Regions from separate parts of the Homo sapiens genome. Here all the other regions are linked to region 2. The links are chromatin contacts, found by Hi-C or POLR2A ChIA-PET in ENCODE. All regions are on one chromosome and are shown on one strand. Each heading gives the region's core, a stretch centred on a gene start or an enhancer-like site at or near the end of the contact. The rest is flanking DNA. Distances are from core to core; before and after follow the strand shown.

Region 1 (2,796 bases), core at 282-2,781, 1.1 Mb before region 2:
AGGTGGAAGATTGGCAGTAGCTGCTGTGAATGGGTATGAGCCTATACCTTCATACCAAGGGGGTGGTAACCATAGAGATTGTGAAGTGAAAACCCATCCAAGTTGATTAAAATTTGGTGAGGAAAAGGAAACTCTGTGCTTGACTGATTGGCATGAAGAGTTTAAAATGCATACTGAAGTCAACCAAGAAAAATGATTTACACTTTTTCCTCTTTCCTTTTTGTTTTGGATCTTGGATTCAACAGAGGGTTGAATTATTCATACTCAGAAGTTCACGGAAATTTTATCATTATGCAAGGGCTCTCTCTCTCATTTTATTAATATTTTATTTTTATTATTTTTATGTATTTATTTATTTTAGACAGAGTCTCACTCTGTAGCCCAAGCTGGAGTGCAGTGGCGCAGTTTCGGCTCACTGCAACCTCTGCCTCCTCCCAGCTCAAGCGATTCTCGTGCCTCAGCCTCCGAGTAGCTGGGACTATAGGCGAACGGCACCACCCTGGCTAATTTTTTGTATTTTAGTAGAGACGGGATTTTACCATGTTGCCCAGGGCAGTCTCGAACTCCTGAGCTCGGGCAATCTGCCTGCCTTGGCCTTCCAAAGTGCTGGGATTACAGGGGTGAGCCACCACTCCCGGCCTCTCTCTCTCATTTTAGTTCTTCACTTTTTTGTCTATAATCTCCACTCCCCTGTAGGTACTCATCCAAGGCGTTTAATATATGCTCTTGAACAGGTACATGTCTTTATAAAACATGTAAAATTGCTTTCTGTGTGTGTGTTATTGATTTATAGAAACGATATTGCACAAAGGAGCTTGTCCTGATCTTTCCATTTTCACCTATGTTCTCAATATCTATCCATGTTGGTTGTACATCTAGCTTATTATTTCTAACAGCTGCACAGTTAACTCCATCAAGATAGGCTAAGTTATGCAGCGGTAATAGCACAAAAATCTTAGCAGCTTAAAATTATGCAGGTTTACTGCTTGGCTCCACTACATATCCATCCCGTTAATAAGAGTTTTGCTTTGGAGACGTAGGCTGATGGAGCCTCCACCATTCAACACGGCAGAGAGATGAGCAAGTAGCAAATCACACACTGGCTCTTAAAGGCTCTGTCCAGAAGGTGACAAATAGCACACTGATTTTTAAAGCCTGCCCAGAAGTGGCCAAAACAAGTCACATGGCCATTCTCCACTTTAAAAGCAGTGGGAACTGCAAGCCTACTATGAATCTAAGAGACGGAGACACTGGAAATATTTGGTGAACTGTGTAATGACTATCACATAGTTGGCACCCATCATATTTTGTGTCTATCCATTCTTTAATGATGGGCAACTAGTTGCATCCAATTCCCCAGTACCGTGAACAATAATGTTGTCATTATGGGAACAATCTCCTTTCACTTGTTCCCATATGGACCCCATGCAAGTATCTATACTCAGGAGTGGGTTGGTCGGGTCACAGGGTTTATACAAACTTGGTTTCGATAATCAGTACCAGGTGAGTCTCTGGAACTGCTATGCCAGTCTAGACCCCCACCAGTGGCGCGGAGGGGTTCCCATTTACCCATATCCTGTTTAACAATCAATATTACTCAACATTGTAATTTTGTAAATCTGTTGAGTATAATGTGGAATCTATTGTTACTTTCATTTTCATTTATCTTATTACTAACGAATTTGAGCATCTTTTCATCTGCCTGTTGACTATTCTGGTTTCCACTTCTGTGACCTGCCTATTCATATCTACAGACCATTTTTCTATTGCATTTCCTTTCTTTTCTCATTGATTTATAGGAGTTACATATGTAGTTAGATGTTAATTCTTTGTTGGGTTTAGACATTGTAAATATCACTTTCCACTCTGCCACCTCTCTGTTAACTTTGTTCACAGTGTCTTTTGTTGAACAGAAGCCCTAATTTTGATGTAATCAAATCTACCAACTTTTTTTTCTTTTTGCTTTTTGGTTCGTGCCTTGGGGATTTTATTTAAGAGGACCTTCCATGCCCTAAGTTCACAAAGGTATTGTTTCACTTTCTTCTGTTAGCTTTGTAACTTTGCTTTCACATTTAGGTTTTTCATCCACTTAGAGTCTACTTTCATATATTGTGTTTGAGAGGGATCCAAATTCATTTAGTGAGCCAGTTTTCTCGACATTATAGAACCATTCCTTTCCCCATCAAGATGAGATGCAACCTTTATTATAAATCAGGTTCAAACAAGGGTTTTTTTTTTTTTTTTTCTTTTTGAGATGGAGTCTCGCTCTTGTCACCCCGGCTGGAGTGAATGGTGTGATCTTGGCTCACTGCAACCTCTGCCTTCCACGTTCAAGCAATTCTCCTGCCCCAGCCTCCTGGGTAGCTGGGATTACAGGCACCCACCACCACACCCAGCTAATTTTTTGTATTTTTAAGAGAGACAGGATTTCACCATGTTGGTCAGGCTGGTCTCGAACTCCTGACCTCAGACGATCCACCCTCCTTGGCCTCCCAAAGTGCTGGGATTACAGGCATGAGCCACCATACCCAGCCCAAACATGGTTTTTTTTTTTTTTTTTTTTTTTTTTTCTGAGCTTTTGTTCTCTTCTGAGCTCTCTGCACCTTATTGTTCAAGAAATAAAACAGAATGAGTTTTGTTTGGCAGAATTTGCCTGGTGTATTCTGAGTAGGGGAGCCCTGATGATTTCCTGTAATGCTGGGAGGTGGTGAGGCATAATGAAACTAACATTAAACTTGGGGTCAGAGGAACCCAGGCTTGTTCCTGGCTCCACCACTTACAGCCACGTGAACTTGA
Region 2 (2,838 bases), core at 26-2,525:
CAAGGAAAAAATTTCTCTCTGGGAAGCCAAAAGAACTAGCCAGGTCCTTCTGGAGAGGATACAAATTAAAAAGTCAGGGAGAACCGAGGGGGTGGCTTGCGCCTGTAATCTTAGCGCTTTGGGAAGCCGAGATGGAGGGAGAGCTTAAGGTCAAGAGTTCGAGACCAGCCCGGGCGACATAGTGAGACCCGGTCTCTAAAGAAAATAAAAAATCAGAAATAGGTCGGGCGCGATGGCTCACGCCTGTAATCCCAGCACTTTGGGAGGCCGAGGCAGGCGAATCTTCTGAGGTCAGGAGTTCGAGACCAGCCTGGCCAACGTGGTGAAACCCCATCTCTACTAAAAATACACAAATTAGGCGGGCGTGGTGATGCGCGCCTGTAATCCCAGCTACTCGGGAGGCTGAGGCAGGAGAATCGCTTCAACCTGGGAGGCGGAGGTTGCAGTGGGCCAAGATCGTGCCACTTCCCTCCAGCCTGGGCAACAGAGTGCGATTCCGTCTCAAAAAAAAAGAAAGAAAGCAAGACAGAGAGAGAGAAAAAAAAAGAAAGAAAGAAAGAAAAGAAAAGAAAAGAAAATTCGCCGGGCATGGTGGCATGCACCTGTAGTCCCAGCTACTCGGGAGGCTGAGATGGGAGGATTGCTTGAGCCCAGGAGGTGGAGGCTGCAGTGAGCTGCAATTGCTCCACCGCACTCCAGCCTGGGCGACACAACGAGACCCTGTATTTTATAAGAAAAAAAAAAGTTGTTTAAGTCAGGGAGGAAAAGACACAGAGAGGAAAAGAGTAAAGAAGAAGAAGGCGGCAAACTCAGCAGCATGGGGTGGAGGCTAAGAACAGGGGCTGCGCAGTCAAGCAGGCTAACCGGGTGAAGGGGTGAAAAGCATCAGCATCTTCATTTCACAACCGGGAAAAATGAGGCACACGACAGCGGCTCCGGGACGAAGAGACCCGAGGAAAAGACCGCCGTGGAACTTCCAGTTTCCGGGCCCGCCACCTAGTGTGCCCCAAATCCGCACGCCCATCGGGTTTCCAGCACCTGCTCCTCCTGCCTGTGGCCTAGGCCCCGCCCCTCCCGCTGCTTATTGGCTGCTACGTGAACGAGACAAACGCAAGCAACAACCAATGGGAGTGGCCCACGGCGCGTCTTTCCCGGGGAAGCCGACGCGGACGCGGGAACCCGGAAATGCGAGGGAAGGACAAGTGGGGAAAGCCAATCCGCCGCGACGAGGGCTGCGGGCGGTTCAATGGCAAGTCGCCGGGGGCGGGGCCAGAGGCCGGCGGAGAAGGAGGACCCGGGAGCCGGCGGCCCGGAGCTGGGAGCGCGGGGAAGGCGGTTGGGGTTCTGACAGCTGCGCGCGGTGAGAAGGGGAAAAGCCCTAGGGGCTCGAGAGGATGAAGCCGGGAAGGGTGCGACGGGGCCGCGAGCCCTGGGCGGGGTTCGGGAAGGGAGGCTCTGCAGTCTTGGAGGGGACTCAGACCGGTCCCCTCCCCTCTCCGGGCCTCAGTTCTCCCTTTCTAGGGAAGTGTGGGGGAGAGATTCGCGCCTCCCAGAACGCACTCCTTCCCTGCACACACCCCTGGCACCGGCGAACTGCCCCCTTTCCTGTACCGCCCCGCCCAGGAGCCTGTCCCCTCGGGAAGCCCGCCCAGACCCCTGGACCCGCGCAGCACTCCAGGCGCACCCCTATTAAAGCGCACCCCAAGCCATTTCACATGTTCTGTGGCAATGGGCCAGGATCCCCATGAGACTCAGAACCCCGTGATCCATCAGTCATTCCCGGGTCAGGACCAGCCCAGAGCAGGTGCACAGGCCCTGCTTAGTAATAAGGTAGAAATCGAGACCTGGGGACCGGGTTCAGAGGCCCTGGGGTTTCCTTCCGGATGCCTCTGTTTACCTCCTGTGGGCCTTCTGGAATTTAACTTATGCTCTCTGTGTCTTGGTTTCCCTTGTCTGTAAAATGGAGCTAGCGGTAGCTCTTCCTTCATAGGGTGGCATGAGGGTGAAACGAGGCAATGCGTGGCCAGTACACTGCTCAGCACCTAGGACACCATAGTTGCTTAATAAGTGCTTATTGTTAGCATAGTGTTTGCATGCCTGGCCCCACCTCCACTCCCACTGCCAGCCCCAAGCACATACAAGCCATGTTGTCACTGAGGCCAAGCACTGTGGCCCACAGCCTGAGTTCCTTTCGAGATGCTCGAACTGCTCATCTTCTTGATGGGGTCCCTTCTGGACAGGCCAGAAATGGAAGGCCAGAGAGGGGAAGGGCACTGTGGGAGCTGTGGCTGAATATCAGGGTGAGGGCAATAAATGAGGCCACCCAACAATTGTGCTTATCAAAGATTGGGCGTCAGAACTGCTGTGGCTGATCTGCCTGGGTGTCTGTCAGTCATTTATGTCCCAAATGTTTGACATATGTCCACAAATCCAGTGTTTGTGGTCAGAAGCCACAGGGATATATGGGAAGGGGGGACACTTTAGAGCCGTGGGGTTCCTGAGTTCAAGTCCTAAGGCTGTCACTTGCTCCCGGCGAGACTTTCGGCAAGGGACTTCACCTCTCTGAACCTCAGTTCCCTCACCTGGAGAAGGGTGAAAACATCAGCTCAAGTCGTTGAAGATTGCAGGAGGTGACCCATGTGAGGCATTTGGTGCTTAGCACACGGCCTGGATTATGGCAAGTGCTCATTAATTGTTGGACCACAGCAGTGTTTTCACATTCATACTGCCCAGGAGGTGGCACCAGTCCTTCTAGGCTGGCCCCTCCTCTAGTGAGATCCAGTCCTTGACTTGCCCCCACCCCATCTCTCTAGTGAGCTAAAAGAGCAGAAGTCTCCA
Region 3 (2,500 bases), core at 1-2,500, 1.1 Mb after region 2:
TATTATTTTGAGATGGGGTCTCACTCTGTCACCCAGGCTGAAATGCAGTTGCACGATCTAGGCTCACTGCAACCTCTGCCTCCCAGGCTCAAACAATCCTCCCACCTCAGCCTCCCGAGCAGCTGGGAGCACGGGTGTATACCACCACACCCAGCTAATTTTTTTTTTTTTTTTTTTTTGGTAGAGACGGGTTTCACCATGTTGCTCAGGCTGGTTTTGAACTCCTGAGCTCAAGCAATACTCCTGCCTCAAACTCCCAAAGTGTTGTGATTACAGGCGTGAGCCACCGTATCTGGCCTATGATTATTTTGTTCACAGACAGGGTCTTGCTCTGTTGCCTAAGCTGGAATGCAGTGCAGTGGCATGATCATAGCTCACTGCAGCCTTGAACTCCTGAGCTCAAGTGATCCTCTGCCTCAGCCTCCCAAGTAGCTAGGACTCTTAACTCTATCCTACCCAAATTTTTATCTTATACTCCACCAACTCAGGGCCTCTTGCAGGAAAAGAAACCTGAGCCACTTCCATAGTATGAGGCTTCGAGTGTACTCAGAGATGAAGAATTGCCAAAATACAGCTCAAAAAGTGGCATTTTCAAAAAACAATGTAAACAACTCAAGGACATAGCTCAAAATTAAAATGTGACATTACAAGCCCATTCGAAGGTTAATTTCCTGGATCTGTGAACTAAATTAATCCATTATTAATCCACGGTACTCTAGAGGTTCTGAGGTCTGGGTTGAGGTGCAAGTTTCAAGGAATATGAGGAAAGCCATCTTTAGAAGGTGCTGGTGTATCTGGGACCTGGGGAATAAACTGCTTTGGAGATTGGTCACAATCTGAGTCGAGAGCCCTCCTGGCCCACATGGGATATGCCCTGCCCTGCCCGATGATAGCGGGACTTCATTGGGACTTAGGCAAAGACTACCTGGTCTCTGGCGCCCACGTGGCCCACGTTGCCATGGTGACGTCAGAACAGCGTGGAGACGTCACCTGACGGTTGCCGCGGTGACCTCACGGCGGTGTGACGTACCCATGGCGACGACACCACGATTCACGGCAGGTGTTCGAGTTGCCCTTCCCGCCAGCCACTCACCTGTCCCCGTCTTCCACGCCCTGAGGGCCGCGGCTCTGGAAACGGGGATACAGGAGCCTGGCGGCGCCGAAGCACCCGCGCAGGCCAAGACGGCTCCCCAGGCCAAGACGGCTCCCCAGGCCGCACACAGCCATGAGCCAGGCTGCTTGACGGGACCTGACCCCGCCAGGTTCCCGTCCAGTCCGCGGGGTGACTCCACCCACAGCTGGCCGCGCCACCGCTCAGGTTTCAATTTTTATTGGTTCGCAGTTCTCACCCCAGGGCGGGACACTCCCAGGGACTTGTTTCCCATTGGTTTAACGGAAGGAGCGGGGCGGGAAAACCCGTGTCGGCTTGGCTGCAACACCTATTGACCAATGTTCAAGCCTATTGGTAAAGGTACTCCGGGCTCGCGCGCTCTGATTGGCTGGCCTGAAGTACAACGCCTCCTCCCCTTGAGGCACGGGCGCTCTGGGTTGTGGGAGTTGGGGAGCTGCTCCGGCTTCGGCGCGGAGGGGCGGCGGCCGGGGAGGCGGCGGCGGCGGCAGGTGAGAGGCCGGGGTCGGGCGGCCGGGCGGCGCGAGGTCCTAGACCCAGGACGACGCTGAGCCAGGCGTCCAGCTTCTGTGGCTCAGTTTACCCAGCTCTGAGAGTCTTGCCCCGAGGGATCGGCGACCTCAATCTGACAGTCGTGATTTTGAGCTTGACAAGCAAGGGGATTCCCCGCTCTGAGCCTCAGTTTTTCTAAGAAATGGGGATCACGATAGTACTTAGCTCATAGTACACCTGAATCTTAGCGTAAGGTAATCTACGTAAAGCCTTAAGCGGAGGATAATTTTGCGTTATGTATAAAAGTGTAAATTGCACACACCTATAGACCCTGCAAGCTCCTTTCTAGGACTCTGTCCTGCAGAAATACTCATTTAAGTGTGCAAAACGAGGCGTACTGGGTGTTTTCTGCAGCCTTGTTTATAATTGTGACACATTGGAAACAGCCTAAATGTCCAGCAAAGAGTTCTTTCTGCTCCATGATTTCATGTAATTTCTACCTTTAATAGTAGTAGTTGTAAAAGCTGAAACGAAGAACAGAGCCAGTAATAAGTAGCTCTCAGTAATTGAATGATTAGTAGGTGCCAGACACCGCCAAGTGTTTCCCTTGCGTTAATTTAACCTTCCTAACATCCACCGAGGTAGGTACGGTTATTTTCTCTCCATATAACGTGTGGGGAAACCGAGGTTCTTAGCCATTTAAGTGAGTTAACTAAGATGACATCACTGGGGAGTGGAAGAGCTGGCATTTGAACCCAGATCTGTTGGATGTGTCCAGTTGACTCCTGCATTGCCTTTCTGGTACGTAGCAAGTGCTGGACGGTAACTACCTTTTTTGTTATTATGATGGGCTTGAACTAGGTGTTCTAAGATCTCTTC
Region 4 (2,994 bases), core at 363-2,862, 1.5 Mb before region 2:
GGCACCATGGACTTTTACACTTGCGCACAAGTGGTACAACAGCTGCAGCTGTTCACGTGTTGTTTCTGTCTCAACACTACATGGACAGACTGGTCACCACAGTGTTCCAATGAACTGCTTCCCTATCCTTCACCCAGCTGCCTTCACTGCCTCTAGGAGGCATTCCTGGGCAGGTGGCCTTCTGTGTGCTCTTCCACAGCACCCTGCTCCGGACGCTACTGCAGCACTTATTATGCTCTTACAAGTTCTTCATTCTTCCAACCAGTAGGAATTTTGTTGCTGTTTGTTTGAAGTTCAAGCTGTGTATCAGGCATACTAGGCACAGATCTGCTAAAACAACACTTCTTCACACCTCTGTTTGGATCACAGATCAACTCAGAACCTGAGAGTCACAGACTCTCTTTCCAGAAGAAAAGACCCACGCTCACAACATTTCGCAAATGATTTTAGCAGGATTCATGGACACCCTGCAGCCCGGCCATGAATGACCTGCACTAGATTTACAAGCGTTGGGAAGGCAGGAACTGAACGGTGTTCTGCTTTATTCCCTGCACCCAGCAAAGAACTTGTTCCACAGAGAGACAAAATTAGTATTTGTCAGGTGAAACTGAGTGAACAAGTGGATGCGGTACATTAATGCAGTGGGTAAAACTGGGTTAGCAGAGCCAGACTGCCTGATTCCTGGACAACAGTTGTGTTGTGACTTGAAGAAGTTACTTCACCTCTCTGAGCCTCAGTTTGGCATCAGGAAAATGGTGATACTATCTCCTGGGTGACTGCAAAGATCAAACGAGTTAATACCATAAATCACTTAGAATATGCAGAAAACTCTTCACATATACTAAATCATTAAATCATCACAACAACTCATTTTAAAATGAGGAAACAGACGCAGGTAAAGGAACTTGCCCAAGGTTACTCAGCTAAAAAAAAAAACAAAAAACAAAAAACCGGCAGAATTTGGACTCAAACCCCACAGGTTGGCTCCAGAGTCCTGCCTGCTCTTAGCCCTGTGCCCCCACATATAGCAATGCTTTTGGTAAATGTTTGTTAAATCACAATGTGGGCTGTTCTAGGATGCTTGTTTCTTAAGCATTTTTGGGGAGTGAAATTCACTTCTGTAATACACAGTTATGGTTAGTATGGTCTTCTCTACACCACCACTGGTTTCAATAAAGTTCTTCTTTCGTAACACATATGCCCTGCTGCCAGTTTCAAATTGACCAACGTTTATAAGCAAGGAAAAACGAGGGTCCACGGAAGATCTCCAGGACCGATCAAAAGGCCGCACATTCACTGTGGGGCCTCCGCTTTTCCAGAGAAACCCGGCAGGCTGAGCTGAGCGTCTGGCGAGGCGTGGGGTTTTGCGGGCCCTGACCGCTGCGGCGCCGCTGGTGAGGAACACGCCCAGGAGCAGAGGAAGGGGGCGACTCACCCGTCGGCGTCAGCTCCAAGCAAGGCACAGGGAGTCCCGGGGGCCAGGCCCCGTCCTTCCCTCTCTCTCCGGCCAGCCTCCCCACAGTCCGCAGTCCCCGAGGCCTGGAGCCGGGATTTCGGTCCTCGGTCTCAAGAAGCTCCCGACAGTTCTCAGCAGCGCCAACCAGGCCATCAGTCCCTTCGCCCATGGCCAATCAGGGCTCGGGAGATGACCGCCAACCCCCGCCCCCCCAAGACACGCCCCCGCGTCCCAACGCAGCCAGTCAGAGCGCGGGACACAACTACGCGTCCCTCCCCGCACCACGAGGGCGAGTCGGAGTGGGAATCGGCTTTCCAGGCAGCCCAGCCTGTGCTGGCGGGGGCATCTGGCATTTTCACACCCTTTCCTTCCCAGCATTTTAGGAAGCGGAGTTCCAGTAGCTTTGACGCTTAGAAAATATAAGAAAAAAAAGAAGTAACAGAAACCGCTATATCTTTAAGATAGAGCCAATCACTGTTCCCAAAATAATTCAGTTAGGTAAAGAACCAACTTACAAAAGAAATGTTTAAAAAACCCCCAAAGTTCTTTGAAACACATCTGAACTCTTCCCCGCCCCCACCCTACCCCAGCAGTTAGCGACTGTCTTTAAAAGCCATTCTCCTTTCTCTCCCTCCTTGCCACCTTCACCTAAATACTCCCCTTTTCTGATAAACTGCCAAGTGGTTTCCATTCTAATTATTACCGGTGATGCCCAACCTCATACACTAAACACGTTAATTTCTCCTTAAAGCCAGGCTGAATGTCTCTCTCATTTATTTTCACATTTATCCATCCAAAAAACAAGTATTTATGGCAGGCCTGCTAAGTGCCAAGCATATTGAAACAGCAATGAGAAAATAGAGGGGGAATAAAACACATTCCCTGTCCTTATGGAGCTTACATTCTAGTGGAGGGCAGAGATATCAACAACTAATAACGTGACTAATCACACCTAGTTAAGTGTTATCGAGGACAGGGTGCCCTGAGCTGGGCCTGGTGATTCTGTTTGTGTGGAGTTGGAGTCAGGAAAACTGGTTTTCCCAGCTGGAGGTGTCTGCTGTCAGGTGTTCGTAGCACACTGTGCACAGTTCTGCCGTCGGTGGCACTGGCATACAGACTGCCCTCGCACCCTGTGGAGTGAATTCCTTGAGGCTACTGATTATTTTTTCTGTCAACAATGCTGGGCACACAGTAGGAACTCAGGAAATGTTAACTAAATCTTTGAGTCTAGTCTCACTATGCAGTTTAGGCTCAACAGGCTATATTGAGAGGAGCTCACACGTGCATTTAACTCCACTGAGTAGCAGCAAGAATCCTGGCTCCTCAAGATCACCCACCTCTGATCTCTAGGATATTCTAGAATGATCTGAGCAACTCATGTGTACAGCTGGGGGGTGTTTGTCCAGCAACTCCTGAGTTATCCGAATATAAAAACTCTATTATGCATAGATTTATTGCACACTTTTTCCTGAAATAAAATGATTTGGGGTCCAGACTAACCAAAGTGTGTCATTTGCACTTAGGAAAAGGAAATTAGG
Region 5 (3,110 bases), core at 186-2,685, 1.6 Mb before region 2:
AAATGCAAAATCTCCCAGGAGTGGCTACAATCTTGTCAGTCATTTGTACTTTAATAATAATTAGATTCTCTTGTAAAACGACGTGCAAAGGGAAGAAGAAACAAGACGTAATTGTGCACTTCATAATTTTACCTAGAGTTCAACCTTGAAAGGTCACATATTAAGGATAGAAGTTTGTGTAATAACGAGAAAACAGAGGATATCCGTTTCTTCACATACTGGATAAACAACAATCCACGGATCCTGCTAATCATCCAACCCATATGTTGAATTGACAAGAGTATTTAATTTCCTCTTTCTGCTTTGAGAAACTAAATATCTTGACAGTCTGAGCACAGTGGCTTAAGTGGCCTTAATTCTCTGATTTCATAAGTTAATGATTAGGTTGAAGCTATAAACTATAGTCCATTCCATTTAAGACCTGGATCAAAGTTAGCTTCATCCAGCATGTTTTAGCACGTCCTTTCTGAGCTATGTTGTCAGTAGTTACCATTCAGTTCCACCATCCTGAATATTCTGCAGTTGATAAACCATTTTGTGAATTTTTTTTTTTTGCTTTCTGTGTATGTTTTTGACTCGCGTGTTTTTGCTTCGCTAATCAGATTGCGAAAGGAAACATCTCACGTTTGCATAGGACTTCACAGTTCATAAAGACCTTTCCCACCCACCACAAAAAAAGTATGACAAGTTTCCCGTCATCTTCATTTTATAGGTGTGGAAAGGGAGTCAAAGAAAAGTTAATCGATACCATTTATCTAGTTAAGCAGGCTTTGAGCAGTTCATCTCCTCCCGTCCTCAAAACGACCTTCTGAGGTGTCTCCTGCAACCCTGCTCTGAAGCTCAGAGCGAGACGGCCTCACATCCCAGGGGGCTCAGCTCTGGCGGGGCCGCCACGCGCCTCCCCGTGCCTTTGGACGGGTGAGGAGAGCTGCTGCCCCGGCGGGGACCACGTGGAGGGGCCTGGTCAGCAAGTGGCAAGGACGCGGCGCAAAGCCAGGCTTTCTAATGTACAATCCGCGGCTCTTTCGATACTGAACACCCACCTCTTCAACAAATTCGAGCGCCTGGCAGGCCCTGCACCAAGCCTAGGGTGATGGCGACCCAGGCGGGTTTTTACTCTCAAGGAGCTCAATTCTAGGGCAGGGAGAAGTAAAATTAAAAAAAAAAAAATCATAACAAACTGAAAAACACATAAATAAGCCACGTCTCTCCTCACCCCTAGCACTTAATCACAAAGGCCTGTAGAGAGTCCCGACGAGAACTTCTGAGCAGGCCCCGCTGTCAGTCCCTGAGGACAGCATGCAAGGGAGGTTGACGTCCCTGGACGAAGAAAGTGCTGGAGAAACTGGCGACCGTCCCACCTTCCCTAAGGCGAAGGCTCTGAATTCCGAAGACCGTTACTCGGCGCGGAACGCGGGCACCGCCGACGTCAAAACACCGGGCCTGGGGGCCGCGGCCTACGCGTCTCCCGGGCTTCGCGCCCCTCGCCCGATTTGATTGGATGGTGGCGGGAAGAAGGCGGGGAGACCCCCGGAGGAGGGGCGCGCAGGCCGGCCGGGGGTTCCCACGGAGGCGTCCAGGGGGCGAAGGGGCGGGAGCGGGCCTCGGAGCGTCGCGCGTGCGCAATTGGGACACAGCCGGCTGGGGACTGCTGGGAGGGCCGGACCCTGCGAGAACGGGTGGGCGTGTGCCCGGTGGGCGCGGGAGGGGCCCGGGCTGCACGAGCGCGCGTGCGCGTCGGAACTGGAGCCGCGGGAGGAGGCGGGAGCTGAGGAGGCGGCGGAGGGGGCGGGTCGCGTCGGGCGCCACGTCCGCAGCCAGAGGCCTCCGCCTCCACCACCGCCGCCACAGTCTTCCAGCTCCACATCCTGAGAGGACGCCTCTGGAGCCGCGACTGCCCGGGGTTGTGCCGGCCGCCGCTGCCGCCCAGGCCGCCTCAGCTCTCCTCTGCGCCGGCCCGCTCACTCCGCCCGGCCCCAGCCCTAGCGCTGGCCGCGACCCCGGCGGTGAGTGAGTCGGGATGCGAGGGCAGGGGCGCAGTCCCGGCTTCCTGCCCTCCTCCGTCGCCCTCTGCCGTCGGCGCCCCTGCCCCTCACCTCCCAGTGCCCGGCCTGGCTGCCCAGCGGGGCCTTGGCGAGGCCCCAGCGGGAAAGGGGGAGGGGCGGGACGAAGTTGGGGGCGGATGGAGGTTCGCTTCTGGGGCTACTCCTCCTTATACGTCGCTGACTGCCCCGCCGCGATTGGAGCTTGCGCACCCCTGGAAAGCCTCCGCCTGACTTCTTAGCATCTGGGGGTTCGGGGTTGGGGGCGGAGGAGGAAGGTGAGGGGCATCAGCAGCCTGGGAGAGGGATGCAGCGGAGGGGCTTGGGTACCGGGCTTCCTCGCCCTGCCAACTCCTGACCTGTTGCTAAACCTCCCTTTTGGGTTCAGGCACACAAGACTTTTTCCCAGTGGACACCCCCATAGCTCTTCCTGGGTAGGAAGGCTGTATCTCCACGCCTAACCTAAAGTAAAAGTGGGAATGGAGAGGGTGCTGGCCGCGCCCAGGGGTGACAGGGAGGGCTGGAGCACCCATCCGTGCCGTCACTGCCTCCCAGTCTAAATAAAAACTGCCTGCTCTGCACACGCAGCTTCAAGACCGACCCCCCAGCTCCCACTTCCAATCAGATCGCCTGTCCTAAACCCTTCTTACATAGAAATTCTGGAGCCCTTCGGGAGTGGGGGGAGTGCTGGGTGTACAACGTGGAGCGGAGGGAGGAGGTGCCAAGCTCAGTGCTAGCCACGGCGCCTCCAGGGTCATTTTCTGCCTCCTGCCACGTCACTCACTGCTAAAGAAAAAAAAAAGATTTGCTAGTGCCTAAAGGGATCAGTAGGGAGAGAAGGGGCCACCCGGAAGGGTTTAGAAACACCTAGAGAAAAGGGAAGGGTTCTTAATTTGATTTTTGCGTCCTTGTGAACACTGTGCTAATTCCAAATGAAAATATTTGCTATATGTGATTATTTGCTGTATGCTATTGTTTAGCCTTTGAAACTTCTGCTGGTGTGAGTGCCCTCAGGGGTTCCCCAGGAATATCGATACAACACCAACAGGTAAACGCGCGCGCCCGTGT

What was found. A loop is a pair of places that touch in the nucleus more often than their neighbours do. ChIA-PET counts read pairs that join two places held with the same protein, here RNA polymerase II (POLR2A). Pooled maps may share reads with other maps.
Region 1: a map of CD8-positive, alpha-beta T cell shows a loop between it and region 2 (7-fold over the local background). The contact joins the enhancer-like site here to the promoter of FICD in region 2. A Hi-C loop is called at or near these places in 1 of 168 maps with a recorded cell type or tissue (CD8-positive, alpha-beta T cell) and 2 of 50 pooled maps. POLR2A ChIA-PET finds 5 or more read pairs at or near these places in 1 of 52 experiments (Panc1).
Region 3: a map of ascending aorta shows a loop between it and region 2 (5-fold over the local background). The contact joins the promoter of MMAB here to the promoter of FICD in region 2. A Hi-C loop is called at or near these places in 4 of 168 maps with a recorded cell type or tissue (CD4-positive, alpha-beta T cell, ascending aorta and naive thymus-derived CD4-positive, alpha-beta T cell) and 13 of 50 pooled maps. POLR2A ChIA-PET finds 5 or more read pairs at or near these places in 1 of 52 experiments (T-cell).
Region 4: a map of naive thymus-derived CD4-positive, alpha-beta T cell shows a loop between it and region 2 (5-fold over the local background). The contact joins the promoter of MTERF2 here to the promoter of FICD in region 2. A Hi-C loop is called at or near these places in 1 of 168 maps with a recorded cell type or tissue (naive thymus-derived CD4-positive, alpha-beta T cell) and 8 of 50 pooled maps. POLR2A ChIA-PET finds 5 or more read pairs at or near these places in 1 of 52 experiments (activated CD4-positive, alpha-beta T cell).
Region 5: a loop to region 2 is called in a map of CD4-positive, alpha-beta T cell, with 4 times the contacts of the local background. The contact joins the promoter of TMEM263-DT here to the promoter of FICD in region 2. A Hi-C loop is called at or near these places in 2 of 168 maps with a recorded cell type or tissue (CD4-positive, alpha-beta T cell and naive thymus-derived CD4-positive, alpha-beta T cell) and 8 of 50 pooled maps.

The regions. Positions count from the first base shown.
Region 1 is chr12:107,367,165-107,369,960 of GRCh38, forward strand. The region is part of intron 1 of ABTB3 (ankyrin repeat and BTB domain containing 3); the gene reads left to right. Among named protein-coding and RNA genes, the nearest start is that of ABTB3, 50 kb to the left of the region's middle. Within about 2 kb of position 1,532, at least 3 of the 41 ENCODE cell types and tissues checked have a DNase peak (open chromatin) inside an H3K27ac peak, as active enhancers do; they include CD8-positive, alpha-beta T cell, where a contact is called at or near this core.
Region 2 is chr12:108,514,002-108,516,839 of GRCh38, forward strand. It overlaps FICD (FIC domain protein adenylyltransferase), which reads left to right and starts at 1,276. Exons shown (of 3, transcript NM_007076.3): 1 at 1,276-1,360. RefSeq lists enhancers at 748-807, 2,710-2,838.
Region 3 is chr12:109,572,254-109,574,753 of GRCh38, forward strand. MMAB (metabolism of cobalamin associated B) reads right to left here and starts at 1,251. Exons shown (of 9, transcript NM_052845.4): 1 at 1,094-1,251. The coding sequence starts at 1,227. MVK (mevalonate kinase) reads left to right here and starts at 1,541. Exons shown (of 11, transcript NM_000431.4): 1 at 1,541-1,620. RefSeq lists enhancers at 641-1,142, 1,143-1,642 and silencers at 1,402-1,531, 1,552-1,781.
Region 4 is chr12:106,985,534-106,988,527 of GRCh38, forward strand. It overlaps MTERF2 (mitochondrial transcription termination factor 2), which reads right to left and starts at 1,613. Exons shown (of 3, transcript NM_001033050.3): 1 at 1,436-1,613.
Region 5 is chr12:106,954,060-106,957,169 of GRCh38, forward strand. TMEM263-DT (TMEM263 divergent transcript) reads right to left here and starts at 1,436. Exons shown (of 1, transcript NR_185933.1): 1 at 1-1,436. TMEM263 (transmembrane protein 263) reads left to right here and starts at 1,848. Exons shown (of 4, transcript NM_152261.4): 1 at 1,848-2,006; 2 at 3,023-3,090. RefSeq lists a silencer at 1,476-2,235 and enhancers at 1,512-1,806, 2,736-2,795.